Regions from separate parts of the Homo sapiens genome. Here all the other regions are linked to region 2. The links are chromatin contacts, found by Hi-C or POLR2A ChIA-PET in ENCODE. All regions are on one chromosome and are shown on one strand. Each heading gives the region's core, a stretch centred on a gene start or an enhancer-like site at or near the end of the contact. The rest is flanking DNA. Distances are from core to core; before and after follow the strand shown.

Region 1 (3,977 bases), core at 914-3,413, 590 kb before region 2:
ACAAACATTAGCGGGGCATGGTGGTGCATGCCTATAATCCCAGCTACTCGGGAGGCTGAAGCAGGAGAATCGCTTGAACCCGGGAGGCAGAGATTGCAGTGAGCCGAGATCGCGCCACTGCACTCCAGCCTGGTGATGCAGCGAGACTTCGTCTCAAAAAAAAAAAAAAAAAAAAAAAAAAAAAGTATCTCTATGCTGTTTTACAATTAAAACAATCTCTGTGGAGCAACAAAGCATCAACAATTATATTGGTGCATCCTTAAAATTTTATAACCAACAAATGTGAGAGGAGGTCAGGCAGCTTCCCAGAGGTCACAAGGATCCATAAACACATCCATCTCTAAAATGCTATTTTTCTTCCAAATCCCTTGAGCAATACCTTCCATACAATTTTACTGTATGATTTTAGTCTATCTTAAACTTCCTCTACTTCTGCTGAGTATTCTTTATGAACCCTATAGAGGTTAACTTAAAAAGTACCTCTGCTAGGCCGGGCGCAGTAGCTTCCGCCTGTAATCCCAGCACTTTGGGAGGCCACAGCGGGCGATCACCTGAGATCTGGAATTCGAGACCAGCCTGACCAAAATGGAGAAACCCCGTCTCTACTAAAAATACAAAAAAAATTAGCCGGCCGTGGTGGCGCATGCCTGTAATCCTAGCTACTGGGGAGGCTGAGGCAGGAGAATCGCTTGAACATGGGAGGGGGAGGTTGCCGTGACCCGAGATCGCGCCATTGCCCTCCAGCATGGGCAACAAGAGCGAAATTCCTTCTCAAAAAAAAAAAAAAAAAGAAAAGAAAAGAAAAGAAAACACAAAAAAAGTACCTCTGTTTACCCTGCCTTTCACAAACTGGTTAGCTCAAGGTGAATACATAAGCTGTTATCTGTACTCCTCCTAACCCCAATTTTTCTATTCTCCTGCTCAATTCCTCGGCAGATCATCACCACAATGATTTCTTAAAGATAGGTAACACTCGGGCCGAGCACGGTGGCTCCCACCTGTAATCCCAGCACTTTGGGAGGCCGAGGCGGGTGGATCATAAGGTCAAGAGTTTGAGACCAGCCTACCCAACATGGTGAAACCCGGTCTCTACTAAAAATACAAAAAATTAGCTGGGTGTGGTGGCGTGAGCCTGTAATCCCAGCTACTCGGGAGGCTGAGGCAGGAGAATCGCTTGAACCCGGGAGGCGGAGGTTGCCGTGAGCCAAGATCACGCCACTGCACTCCAGCTTGGGCAACAAGAGTGAAACTCCATCTCAAAACAAAACAAAACAAACAAGATGGGTAACAATCATACTCGATGCAAAGTCTAGCCTTAGTTTTTCTACTCCTACACAATTACACCACCCAGGAATCTCTCCAGTAGTACAAAGTATTGTCCCCTCTACTAAACAATCTATTAAGATGCCTAATAACTCAGCCTGGGTCTTCTAAATTCTGGACCCTTCATCTTCTATCTAGCTCCAGGACCTAGGCTATCCTCCTCTCCCACTCCAAGACACTGCTGCCGCAAATATTTTTGACACTTGCTACCAAAATAATCGGGGTTCTCAGACATTTGTTCAGCTTCTGACCTTGACATCTGTTGGCAGTTTACAAGTTACAAAGTATCTACTTCTGATTTTCCCCTCAACCCACTGAGGTCGGTGAGCCAAATATTGCTATCCTGGTTTTAACAGTGAGGAATCCAGGTCTGTGACACCTTCGCCCAAGGTCACACGGCGAGTCCTCATGGTAAAGGGCTCTCCCCACCCTTAGGGTCCCCACCAACCTTCCCCTTCTCCACATCCCTCCTCCTGGCCCCCGCCGGGCCCGCCCCCTAGGGCTCCAAATGAACTGAGACGACACTCAGGCCCCGCCTGCGCTTTCCCAGAGCTGATCCTGGAGTTATTCTCCTGAGGGGCAGGTGTCAGGCTACTCTTCCAGGGTCACTACATACCATCCCCGCCCAGCCCCTACTCTAGCCGAGAAAAAGGAGGCCCCTTTTTCTCGGCCCCTGGTTCTGCATAGAGGAAGAGCGAGCCGGGAGCTCACCACTGCGCCCCGCGTTGGAGTGTGGTCCTCATTAAGGGTCCAAGCTCGGACTTCTGAGTCTCCGCATCCGGTCGCTCACGGCAGCCTCCACCTTCCGCCATCTCCTCCGCGGCCCCGGCCCAGCCGGCCCGGACATCCGCCCCGCGCGCGGCGTGCTATAGACCGCGCCCACGCACGCACGCTCGCGTGCCCGCCCCTGCCCCACCTCGAGCCGCGGCCTTCGGCTCCTGCAGCCGCTGTCTTTTCTCCCCTCCGCTCTCGCGCCACCTAGCTCACCGGCGAACAGTGGAGCGGAAAGGCACACGCGAGAGGGGTGGGCGGGGAGCAGCAGCTGCTACTTCCTCCCGCCCTGCCGCCCGCTACGCGGCCTTCGGGCGCCCCTTCCTCTGCTCAGGATGGCGCTACACTTCGAAGCTCTGTTCAGCCCGCCGATCTCAGGGAGTTAGGCAGCAAGCCCACGACCCATCGGGCACCCCAGCCTGGCCTTCGAGGTTATCGTGGTCCTAAATAAATGCAGGCCAGGTGCGAGAAGCCCGGTAGTTAGGTCTGCTCATTCTCACCCCTGCAATTCCGCTTTCAGCTGGAGGCCTTAGGCGAGTCAGCTGCCCAAACGTGGGATCGGGGCTCCTGCTCCAGCGGCCCTACAGGGATTTCGGGAAGTACCATGTGCACCAGCGCCTTGGGACCAAGACTCAATGGTGTGTTGTAGTCATTAACAGTCGCCTTAAACAGTCGACGCCAGAGCCACCTGGCCCACCGCAGAATTCCGTCAGCTCTTCATACTGAGCTACTTGCCAAGCAGCCACAGAGGGGCGATAGCAACAGGGGAAGGAGAGGTACTCCACATTAGTTACCCAGGCGTGTACTTAGTTCCTGGAACAAGATACAACGTCCTGAACACTATGTTTTCCAGTCGCCCCGCTCACACACACAACCCTCCTCTTGGAGGGAGAAGTAAACCCAGAGGAAAGAGGAAGTCAGGCAGTTGGTCTAGATGCGTCTCCATACACTTGTCTAACAGTCCTTGTCCTCAGAGAAAAATAAGACCTAGTTCCTGCCCTCATAGAATCTAGTAGAAAAGAAGAGATGTTACAGAAATAACCTCAATGCCTAGCAGTATGTGGTAAGTGCCATTAAAGTGTGTGAACCAGGCCGGGCGCGGTGGTTCAAGCCTGTCGTCCCAGCACTTTGGGAGGCTGAGGCGGAAGGATAGGTTCAGCCCAGGAGTTAGAGACCAACCTCGGCAACATAGCGAAATCCCGTCTCTACAAAAAAATACAAAAAATAGCCGGGCAGTGGCTCGCGTCTGTGGTCCCAGGTACTTGGGAGGCTGAGGTAGGAAGATCCCTTGAGCCCAGGAGGTCGAGGTTGCAGTGAGTCGAGATGGCGCCACTGCACTTGAGACTGGACGGCAAAGTGAGACCCTGTCTCAAAAAAAAAAAAATAAATACAAATAAAGGGTGTGAACCGGCCGGGCGCGGTGGCTCACACCTGTAATCCCAGCACTTTGGGAGGCCGAGGCAGGAGGATCACCTGAGGTCGGGCATTCGAGACCAGCCTGACCAACGTGGAGACCGAAATGTCTTAAAAAAAAAAAAAAAAAAAGACCGGGCGTCCGGCGCGGTGGTTCATGTTTGTAATCCTAGGACTTTGGGAGGCCGAGGCGGGCAGATCACGAGGTTAGGAGTTCGAGACCAGCGTGGCTAATATGGTGAAACCCCTTCTCTACTAAAAATACAAAAAAAAAAAAAAAAATTAGCCGTTAGTGGTGGCCCACACCTAGTCTCAGCTACTCGGGAGGCTAAGGCAGAAGAATCGCTTGAACCTGGGAGGCAGAGGTTGCAGTGAGCCGAGATTGCGCCACTGCACTCCAGCCTGGGCAACAGAGCAAGACCCCCTCTAAAAAAAAAAGGGGGTGTGAACCAAAGGCTGTAGAACGCCAG
Region 2 (4,282 bases), core at 615-3,114:
CATGCCACTGCTCTGTGACGTTGCACTTTTGGTTCAAAGACCCAAACAAGGTCTACAATAGCTTACTTATTCTGTCCTCAGGGCCCACTCTCCACTGATCCCTTGTGGGCTTTAGCTGACTAAGCCCAGTGTGGCTGAGTGGTACCCAGCACGGTACCTGCATGGGGAAGGGTTGGCGGGGGCCAGATCAGCTGGCCAGAGCTAGTGGATGCTTCCTTCACAATAGTTCTCCTGCCACCTGAGATCATACAGTATCTCAGCATCTCCTAGGTCAGTCTGGGGTCCAGCCAGAGGCCTGATGAAGCAAACAGCTCTCTGAATACTTACTCTGGAAACTCAGACAGGGAGGCTGAGTGAATCACAGCAAAATCCACCCCAACCCCCATTGGAGCCACAACTGTGCAACTGAAGCTCCTGGGAGGCTAGAATTGAAGAAGTTAGGCAAAGGAGGTCTCTTAGAACCAGCCCCAGATGCCCCTTCTCAGGGAACCCTTCTCAGACAACCCCTCTAGAAGCCCCAGGCCTTGCTTTTCCTAGAAGTGCCCTGCTATGCCTGTGAGCAATGTCACCAAACAAGTTGGCTCAATCAGCCCTTGTAGTGTGCCTCTCTCACTCAGGCAGCCTTGGAGCAGAGAAGGCCTTCAGAAGCCCCTCCCTACTGACTCCCTACCACTCCTGCTCCCTCTTCTTGCTTGGATAGCACTTCATTTCACCTTAACCCTTTGGAGCGGCCTGTCTGGAAAGGAGGTGCCAGGATACAGGATGTGTGGCAGACAAGGCCCAGGTGAGGCTGTGCTATGGCTGCTTCAGCAGGATGCCTACTCCATGCTGAGATCACAGTCTGGTCCTTGTCACTTCTGGCGGTTACTTCCCTCCCTGACAAAGGGTGCTCACTCTCCCTCTGCAAACTTGTGCCCAGAAAGGGTGGCTCACCCAGTACAAGGGACAACCCAGTTGCACCAGGCAAACTGGTGCAAAGTCCGGCCAGGCGCAGTGGCTCATGCCTGTAATCCCAGCACTTTGGGAAGCTGAGGCAGGCAGATCACCTGAGGTCAGGAGTTCAAGACGAGCCTGGCCAACATGGTGAAACCCCGTCTCTACTAAAAAAATACAAAAATACAAAAAATTAGCTGGGCGTGGTGGCGCATGCCTGTAATCCCAGCTACTCGGGAGGCTGAGGCAGGAGAATCGCTTGAACCTGGGAGGCGGAGGTTGCAGAGAGCTGAGATCACACCACTGCACTCCAGACTGGGCAACAAGAGTGAAACTCCGTCTAAAAACAACAAAGCAAAGACCCAAGCCCCTTCCAGGTGCTGCCCCGCTCATCCCAGTTACCTCTGTTGCTTTTTGAGAAGACTCTACCGGCCGAATATGTGTACGTTTGTTGGCGGGGCGGGGGTGGGGGAGTGGGGAGAGTCCTACCTGGCCACTGCCCCCTACCGGATCTCGCCCTCCCAGCCAAAGGATGGGTTCCAGATCTCGCCTTTTGTATTCCCCAGCTGGGGACTAGCCGGCTGAGGGACCGCAGGGAGACACAGTCTTCCCATTGCAAACGATAGCGTTGATGGCTGGAGGCCCCCGTCTTCAAGCCCCTCCCTCCAAAGATGACAGCTCTCCAGTCTCTAGGTGCCTCCAGGCCACGTGGGCTGGCAGTCAACTCACCTGTTTCTCAGAGGAGTCCAGGACGCACAGAAGGTGCCGGTCACTGCCCTCTGCCGGACCCATGGAGGGGTAAGGGTGTCCGGCCGGGGCCGGCCTGAGGGCACAGCTTCGCGGGGCCCCGGCCCCCTGCGTACACAGACATGGCCACAGCGCAGGCACCGCTCCCTCCCACCGCCCTCACCCGGCCGCCGGTGCAGGAAGATAGCTTTCGCCGGCCTCTCGCGGCCAAGGCCCAGCTCCAGCCGCTCAGCCCGACTCGGCCCGCCCCCGGGGTGCATTGTGGGAAATGTAGTCCTTAGCGTTTGGCCGCCTGCGGCGCCGAGGGACTGGTTCTGGGCTCCTAGTCCCAGCAGAGCCGTGGGCAGGTCCTGACCCGGGTCCGCGATTGCCTCATCCGGCGCCGCCTTCTAGGGGCCTGGGCGCCTCCTCCGAGTCTAGAGTCCCACACAGAACAGCCCTGGACTCTGGGCCTCTCCGTCCGAGCCAGCTAGCAGTTCATTTCAAGTGAGAGAAAGGGACGTTAGGATTGTTTCTCCCACTGATTGTGGAAGGACAGTGCAAGTTTGGGGGACTGGATAAATGTCATTAGTGGGCCCAGCCACACAGGCTGTAAAGGATGTGGGCATGCGCAAAAGTCGCACTAATTGTTTCTAAAAACATATTTGTAGCCACGTTTTAATGTATCAGTATAATGCTCTAGAACGGTAGTTCTCAACTCTGACGGCACATAGAATAAGCCGGGAAGCTTTAAAAAAAAAAAAAAAGAACTAGGACGGGCGAGGCGGCTCACGCCTGTAATCCCAACACTTGGGAGACCGAGGTGGGCGGATCACTTGAGGTCAGGAGTTCCAGACCAGCCTGGCCAACATGGTGAAACCCCATCTCTACTAAAAATACAAAAACTAGCCAGGCTTGATGGCGTGTGCCTGTAGTCCCAGATACTCGGGAGGCTGAAGTGGGATTCCAGGAGGTCGAGGTTGCTGTGAGCCATGATCATGCCCTGCACTCCAGCCTGAGCACCAGAGCGAGACCCTGTCTCAAAAACAACAACAAAAAAACTAATGCCTGGACACCAGCCCTAGAGATTTTGATTTAATTGAATTTAGAGTAGGGTGGAGTGTTGGGGAGCCAGGCATCACTATTGTTTTAAAAGCTCCCCAGGTGATTTACCATTGCAAAGAATCATTGTTTGTAATTTCCTAGACGCAAAGCAATAAAAACAACAGGAAAACAGTCAACAACAGGCTCTCCCAAAAGACCCTTATTTTTAGAGATGGTTTTAAAAAGTAAAATTAGTGTTTGGCACCACTGCTCATGTTCTTTTCTGAAGCAATTAATTCACTTTACAGCCTTATGGTTAATTCTCCCAAAAGTTAATAGGATGAAAAAAAAAGTCAGATCACTCCTCTGACTTTCCCTGCTGCTCCACAAGCACCTGGGGGCAGTGTCCTTTTCCTCTCTAAGCCCTACACTGGAGTTAGGGTAGAGCTCCGCCCCTGGGCTTTTCTTCCAGTCTCAGATGGCTGCCACTTGTAGCCTGCTTCCACAACACTGGCCTGTGACTGACATGGTGACAAAGCTGTGGCCTTTCACTGAAGATGGCTTTGCATAAGGCTATCAAGTTCTTGCACATAGTCTAAGGGAAGCTTTCTCACCCCCATGTCCCCCACTTTTAGGTAAGGACATAAGAAAATGCCCTATTCCTTAACTGAGAGTCTCTCCAGGTCTCCACAGATCACTCAGTATTTTATCTCCTCATTAGCTCAGAAGTCCAAGTTCCCTCCCTTAGGGCAAGAATCATTTATACAGTTGTTTTCTCTAATTATTACACTATAAGAGTTTGAGCCATGAGCTGGGCTTGGTGGCACAGCCTTGTAATCCCAATTACTCCACAGGCTGAAGCAGGAAGAATTACTTGAGCCCAGGAGATCAAGTCTGAAGTGAGCCATGATCATGGACAACAAGAAGGAGAAAGTTAAGAAAGAAGGAAGGAAGGGAGGGAGGGAGGAAGGAAGGAAGGAAGGAGAGTTTAAGTCAAGATATAACATTCTCTGCTTGGTACAGAAATGTCCTGGCTATGTTCCTTTCCTTTTTCTTTTTCTTTTTTTATTTTTTTTTTAGAGATGGTGGTTTCACTATGCTATGTTGACAAGGCTGGTATCGAACTCTTGGCCTCAAGCAATTTTCCCATCTTGGCCTCCCAAAGTACTGTGATTACAGGCATAAGCCACCATGCCTGGCTAATATCCTGCCTATATTTCATTAACTTGAATTTACACCCTATAGAATTCATCTCCATAGAAGACAAATTAATTTAATTTACTTATTTTTTTTCAAATGAAGTCTCTATCATCCAGGCTAGAGTGCAGTGGTGCCATCTCAGCTCACTGCAACCTCTGCCTTCTGGGTTCAAGTAGTTCTCTGCCTCAGCCTCCCGAGTGGCTGGGATTACAGGTACCTACCACCACGCCCAGCTAATTTTTGTATTTTTAGTAGAGACAGGGTTTCACCATCTTGGCCAGGCTGGTCTTGAACTCCTGACCTCGTGATCCACCCGCCTCAGCCTCCCAAAGTGCTGGGATTACAGGCATGAGCCACCACACCCCGCCCAGAAGACAAA
Region 3 (4,240 bases), core at 267-2,766, 520 kb before region 2:
CAACTTTGAGGTAAAAAGGATTCCAATTTTCCACCGTAAACTACTAAACAAGGTTTGTGAACAAATCAACTTGGATGCGAATAGCGCTATTCAATGAAGACGACCCGTAACTGTAGATCCAATCAGTAACTAAGGTACAGATATTTAGATCATTCCTAATCAATACAGCGACTTCGACTAAGCAACATTGCATCTATTTTCATGCAACATCGCTTAAATCATTTACAGTTTTGTGTGTTGTTTTTTTTTTCCAAATGGAAAATACCCCTTTTCCACTCAAAACAGACCCCAAAGCTTTCAGACGAGTTCGGGCGCGTTCCAGGTGGTATGGCCGTAGATCATACCCCTAAGCGTTCAATACAATCTTTTACTTACTTACACAGTCTCCAACAAGTCTGCATTAAAAGAAAACCTACCCAAAGTGTAACTGGACTTTAATCAATATGAAACAGTGATTGTCGTTTCTCGTTAAACGTAAAAAGCAAAATGGAGTTGTAAAGAGTTTCTTTCCCATTTCAACTCCGACAGCCACGCGCGCTTTCAGCGGCCGGCTACACTGCGCGGTCGCGGGGCCCGGCCCAAAGCCCCCGCCCTGCCCGGCGCCGCTGGGAGAGGAAGCTCCGGGGACCGAGGGCGGGCAGGCGGGCAGCCTGGGCTCCACCAGGCCCGGCCGGGCGGGGGAAGGGGCACAGGAGACTACCGGGCGCGCTTCCGGGGACTGCGCGGGCGGGGTCGCCGCTTGGGGCGCGGGGCCCGGGCTGGGAGTCAGGTCAAGGGTCAGGGGCCAGGGGCGGCTCGGCCACGAGCAGCCGGTGGGGCGCGGCCGCGGCGGTGCGGCGGCCTGCCGGCCGGAAGAGTACCGGGCTGGCGGGCCTGGGGCCCCGCGGCGCCTGGAGGGAACCCTTCCGCTCACCTCAGGCAACGAATCCGAGTCCAGCCTCTTCGCGCCGGGGACGCCGGTCCGCGAGTCGCAAACTCGGAGACGAAGGCGGGTAGCTGAAGACCAGACCGTGGACTAACGAGAGAACCGACGGAGGACCGCGGGCGGCGGGAGGGTAGCGCGAGAGAGCGAGGGCGGGCGGCGGCGGGAGGGCGGGGAACGACGTGCGCGCCTCCGAGTGCCCAGCGGGCTCGAGCCGGCACAGGTCGCGGCCCCGCGCACGCGCGCGCACTCACAGCTCATCCACTATTGCTCAGGAGCCCGTCCACGCCCTAAAAGCAAAACCCTTAACCAATCATTGCAGCCGCGTGGGGCATCACGGGAACTCCGGGGCTATAAAAGACCTGGTTGCTATTTTGTACTCCCGGAGTCACTCATCCCTTAAGCAAGCAGGGTGGGGTTAGGTGCGCGTGCGCGGTTTTAATACTCCTCCCCGAACTGCCAACTCTTCACGCACGCGAAGTAGGCCCCACCCTGGCTGGGTTTACGCGTGCGCACTAACGGGCCTGGTCCCGGAAGACCACACGCGTGCGTGGTGGGGACTACGGTGACAGTACCCCGGGTGGGGCGAGGGCCAGTCATGGCGGAGTCCTGGTCTGGGCAGGCCTTGCAGGCTCTGCCGGCCACGGTGCTGGGCGCGCTGGGCAGCGAGTTCTTGCGGGAGTGGGAGGCGCAGGACATGCGCGTGACCCTCTTCAAGCTGCTGCTGCTGTGGTTGGTGTTAAGTCTCCTGGGCATCCAGCTGGCGTGGGGGTTCTACGGGAATACAGTGACCGGGTTGTATCACCGTCCAGGTGAGGCTTCCTACGAACCTCCGTGGGCTGGCCGCCCCCGCCCCCACCCTCTCCCGACTGTACCATTGGGTTCCCCACTATCCTGCAAGAGGCTCATCAGAACTTAACATTGGTTCACGGCCTTACTACCCTGAACGCATCTGACCTCGGAAGCTAAGCCAGGTACTTGGATGGGAGAACTTAACGTTGTGCCCTGACTCATGCCACCATACCATTTTACGCCAGAATCCCCACCAGTCCACCCATCACATTGTATCTGTTCCTCAGAACTCTCACCTGGCAATACCATTAGTCCCTTAGGACCCTCACCAGACTTCACCAAACAATACCAGTGGTCTCTAACCTGACCTGGGCTGATGCCTGCTCAGATTCCCACCCCAGCCTTCTGCAGCTCTGGATGTGTTTCTGCCTCCAGGTCTGGGTGGTCAGAATGGATCCACGCCTGATGGCTCCACGCATTTCCCTTCGTGGTGAGTAAATCTGTCCATACCGCAACCCCATGCTTGGCATTCCAAGGACACTCCTGTGCTGGTGACAGAGAGGGGAGTTCTCAGGCTTTAAGCCCACCAGCTTAATGGCCTTTGCAGCAAGCTTCAAGTCTGCACGTAGAGCTCAGGCTTCAAGTTAGGGTGACACCAAGGTCTGGACAGTCCATCATCATGCTGTTCAGCAGCCTGTAGGATAGGTGGTGGTATTGTCATAATTTCAGAGAGATGAAATGACAGGTTTGTTGGATTCCACTCTGCACAATCCCCTCAGTTGGGAAGGCAGTAATCTCTGTCCTGAGCACATTGACCTCATCAGGGTCAGCCTCCTCTTCTGCAAAACATGCGCTCACTAATCAGGGCATTCATTCAGATAATCTCTGGGCCCCTATCACGTGATAGGGGCCACACGAGGCCCAGAGAACAAAGACAACCCGGGCCCTGCTCATGGGGAGCCAGGGATTTATTAGGGGAGGGCGGCAGTGCATGGGGCAAGGGTGGTCAGGGAAGGCTTCTCCCAAGAAAGACACCTAAGCCGAGATCAAATGCCACAGGGTGACAAAGTGTACCAAGCAAAGGGAATGGATTGAGCAAGGCTAAGAGGGAAGAATACGGGTGACATATTAGAATAGGTAAGACTGTGATGCTGGAGCTTGAACGTGAGAGCTTGTTGGACCCTGGGAGCCATTGAAAGACTAACTCAGCAAGGCTGTGGTCTGATCTAATTTGCCTTTATAAATGCCTACTTCATGGCAAGTAGATAAAGGGGTCCAAGAGTTAGGGCTAGAGGTTAGAAAGGCTGCCACTGCCCAGGTTTCTGTCTTAGAGAAGAGGCCAGGCCCCATGGCTCATGCCTGTAATCCCAGCACTTTGGGAGGCTGAGATGGGCGGATCACTTGAGGTCAGGAGTTTGAGACTAGCCTGGCCAACATAGGGAAACCCCGTCTTTACTAAAAATAGAAAAAATTAGCTGGGCATGGTGGCATACGCCTGTAATCCCAGCTACTCGGGAGGCTGAGGCATGAGAATCACTTGAACCCAGGAGGCAGAGGTTGCAGTGAGCCCAGATCACGCCACTGCACTCCAGACTGGGCATCAGAGTGAGACTCTGTCTCAAAAAAAATAACAGGCCGGGCATGGTGGCTCACGCCTGTTCCTAGCACTTTGGGAGACTGAGGAGGGTAGATCACCTGAGGCCAGGAGTTTGAGACCAGCCTGGCCAACATGGCGAAACCCCGTCTTCACTAAAAATACAAAAACTAGCTGGGTGTGGTGGCGGGCGCCTGTAATCCCAGCTACTTGGGAGGCTGAGGCAGGAAAATTGCTTGAACCCGGGAGGTGGAGGCTGCAGTGAGCTGAGATCTTGCCATTGCACCCCAACCTGGGCAACAAGAGTGAAACTCCGTCTCAAAAAAAGAAAAGTAATAACAATAGTAATAAATAAAAAGAATAAAAAAACTAGAGAAGGATGGCAATGCCGTACTAACATGGAGAACCAGGAAGAAGAATGAGTCTGCAGGGAGAAGGTGCTGGGCCCAGGGTGGGCTGTGGGAGACCAGCAGAGAGGTCTAGATTGTTATGTGACCTTACTGAGCCTAGCTCAGCCCCCAAGAAGGAGCTTGGGAGAGCCAATTTCAGCAACTGTTCTGCCCATGGAATAACCACTCTCTCTTCTCTCTCTCCATCACTTTCAGGGAAATGGCAGCAAACGAACCTCTCAAAACCCACAGAGAATAAGGGAAGGCAGCAGAGGGTCTCCAAGGGCATCACTGGGTCTGCTGGCTTCTACACTGGGTTCTGCTACTCCCCAGACCTCAGGGACAACTGCCGGGGGTTCAGGGTTGGTAGCAGGGAGTACCCAGTGCCTACAGGGCTGGGCCTCTTCTGCCTCTTAAGCCTGCTCCCTCACCCAGGCACTGGGCAAGTGAAGAGTTTGCCTGTACTCTTATCTGGGTGCCTTAAGGAGAGAGATTGTGTTCTTCCTCTCTCAGGGGTGATAACTCAGGAAGCCTCTGGGTTGG

What was found. A loop is a pair of places that touch in the nucleus more often than their neighbours do. ChIA-PET counts read pairs that join two places held with the same protein, here RNA polymerase II (POLR2A). Pooled maps may share reads with other maps.
Region 1: a loop to region 2 is called in a map of breast epithelium, with 15 times the contacts of the local background. The contact joins the promoter of USP4 here to the promoter of MON1A in region 2. A Hi-C loop is called at or near these places in 1 of 168 maps with a recorded cell type or tissue (breast epithelium) and 4 of 50 pooled maps. POLR2A ChIA-PET finds 5 or more read pairs at or near these places in 3 of 52 experiments (Caco-2, GM12878 and activated T-cell).
Region 3: a loop to region 2 is called in a map of CD4-positive, alpha-beta memory T cell, with 5 times the contacts of the local background. The contact joins the promoter of TCTA here to the promoter of MON1A in region 2. A Hi-C loop is called at or near these places in 1 of 168 maps with a recorded cell type or tissue (CD4-positive, alpha-beta memory T cell), 1 of 37 single-sample maps with no recorded cell type and 6 of 50 pooled maps.

Annotation. Positions count from the first base shown.
Region 1 is chr3:49,337,890-49,341,866 of GRCh38, forward strand. USP4 (ubiquitin specific peptidase 4) reads right to left here and starts at 2,164. Exons shown (of 22, transcript NM_003363.4): 1 at 2,035-2,164. The coding sequence starts at 2,135. RefSeq lists a silencer at 2,105-2,294 and enhancers at 2,335-2,834, 2,465-2,634, 2,725-2,784.
Region 2 is chr3:49,927,947-49,932,228 of GRCh38, forward strand. It overlaps MON1A (MON1 vesicular trafficking associated A), which reads right to left and starts at 1,865. Exons shown (of 6, transcript NM_032355.4): 1 at 1,663-1,865. RefSeq lists a silencer at 1,572-1,921.
Region 3 is chr3:49,410,907-49,415,146 of GRCh38, forward strand. TCTA (T cell leukemia translocation altered) reads left to right here and starts at 1,517. Exons shown (of 3, transcript NM_022171.3): 1 at 1,517-1,734; 2 at 2,150-2,204; 3 at 3,914-4,240. The coding sequence starts at 1,521. The coding sequence ends at 3,956. It overlaps RHOA (ras homolog family member A), which reads right to left and starts at 1,070. Exons shown (of 5, transcript NM_001664.4): 1 at 914-1,070. RefSeq lists enhancers at 217-1,191, 1,090-1,384, 1,320-1,729 and silencers at 510-599, 610-889, 950-1,249.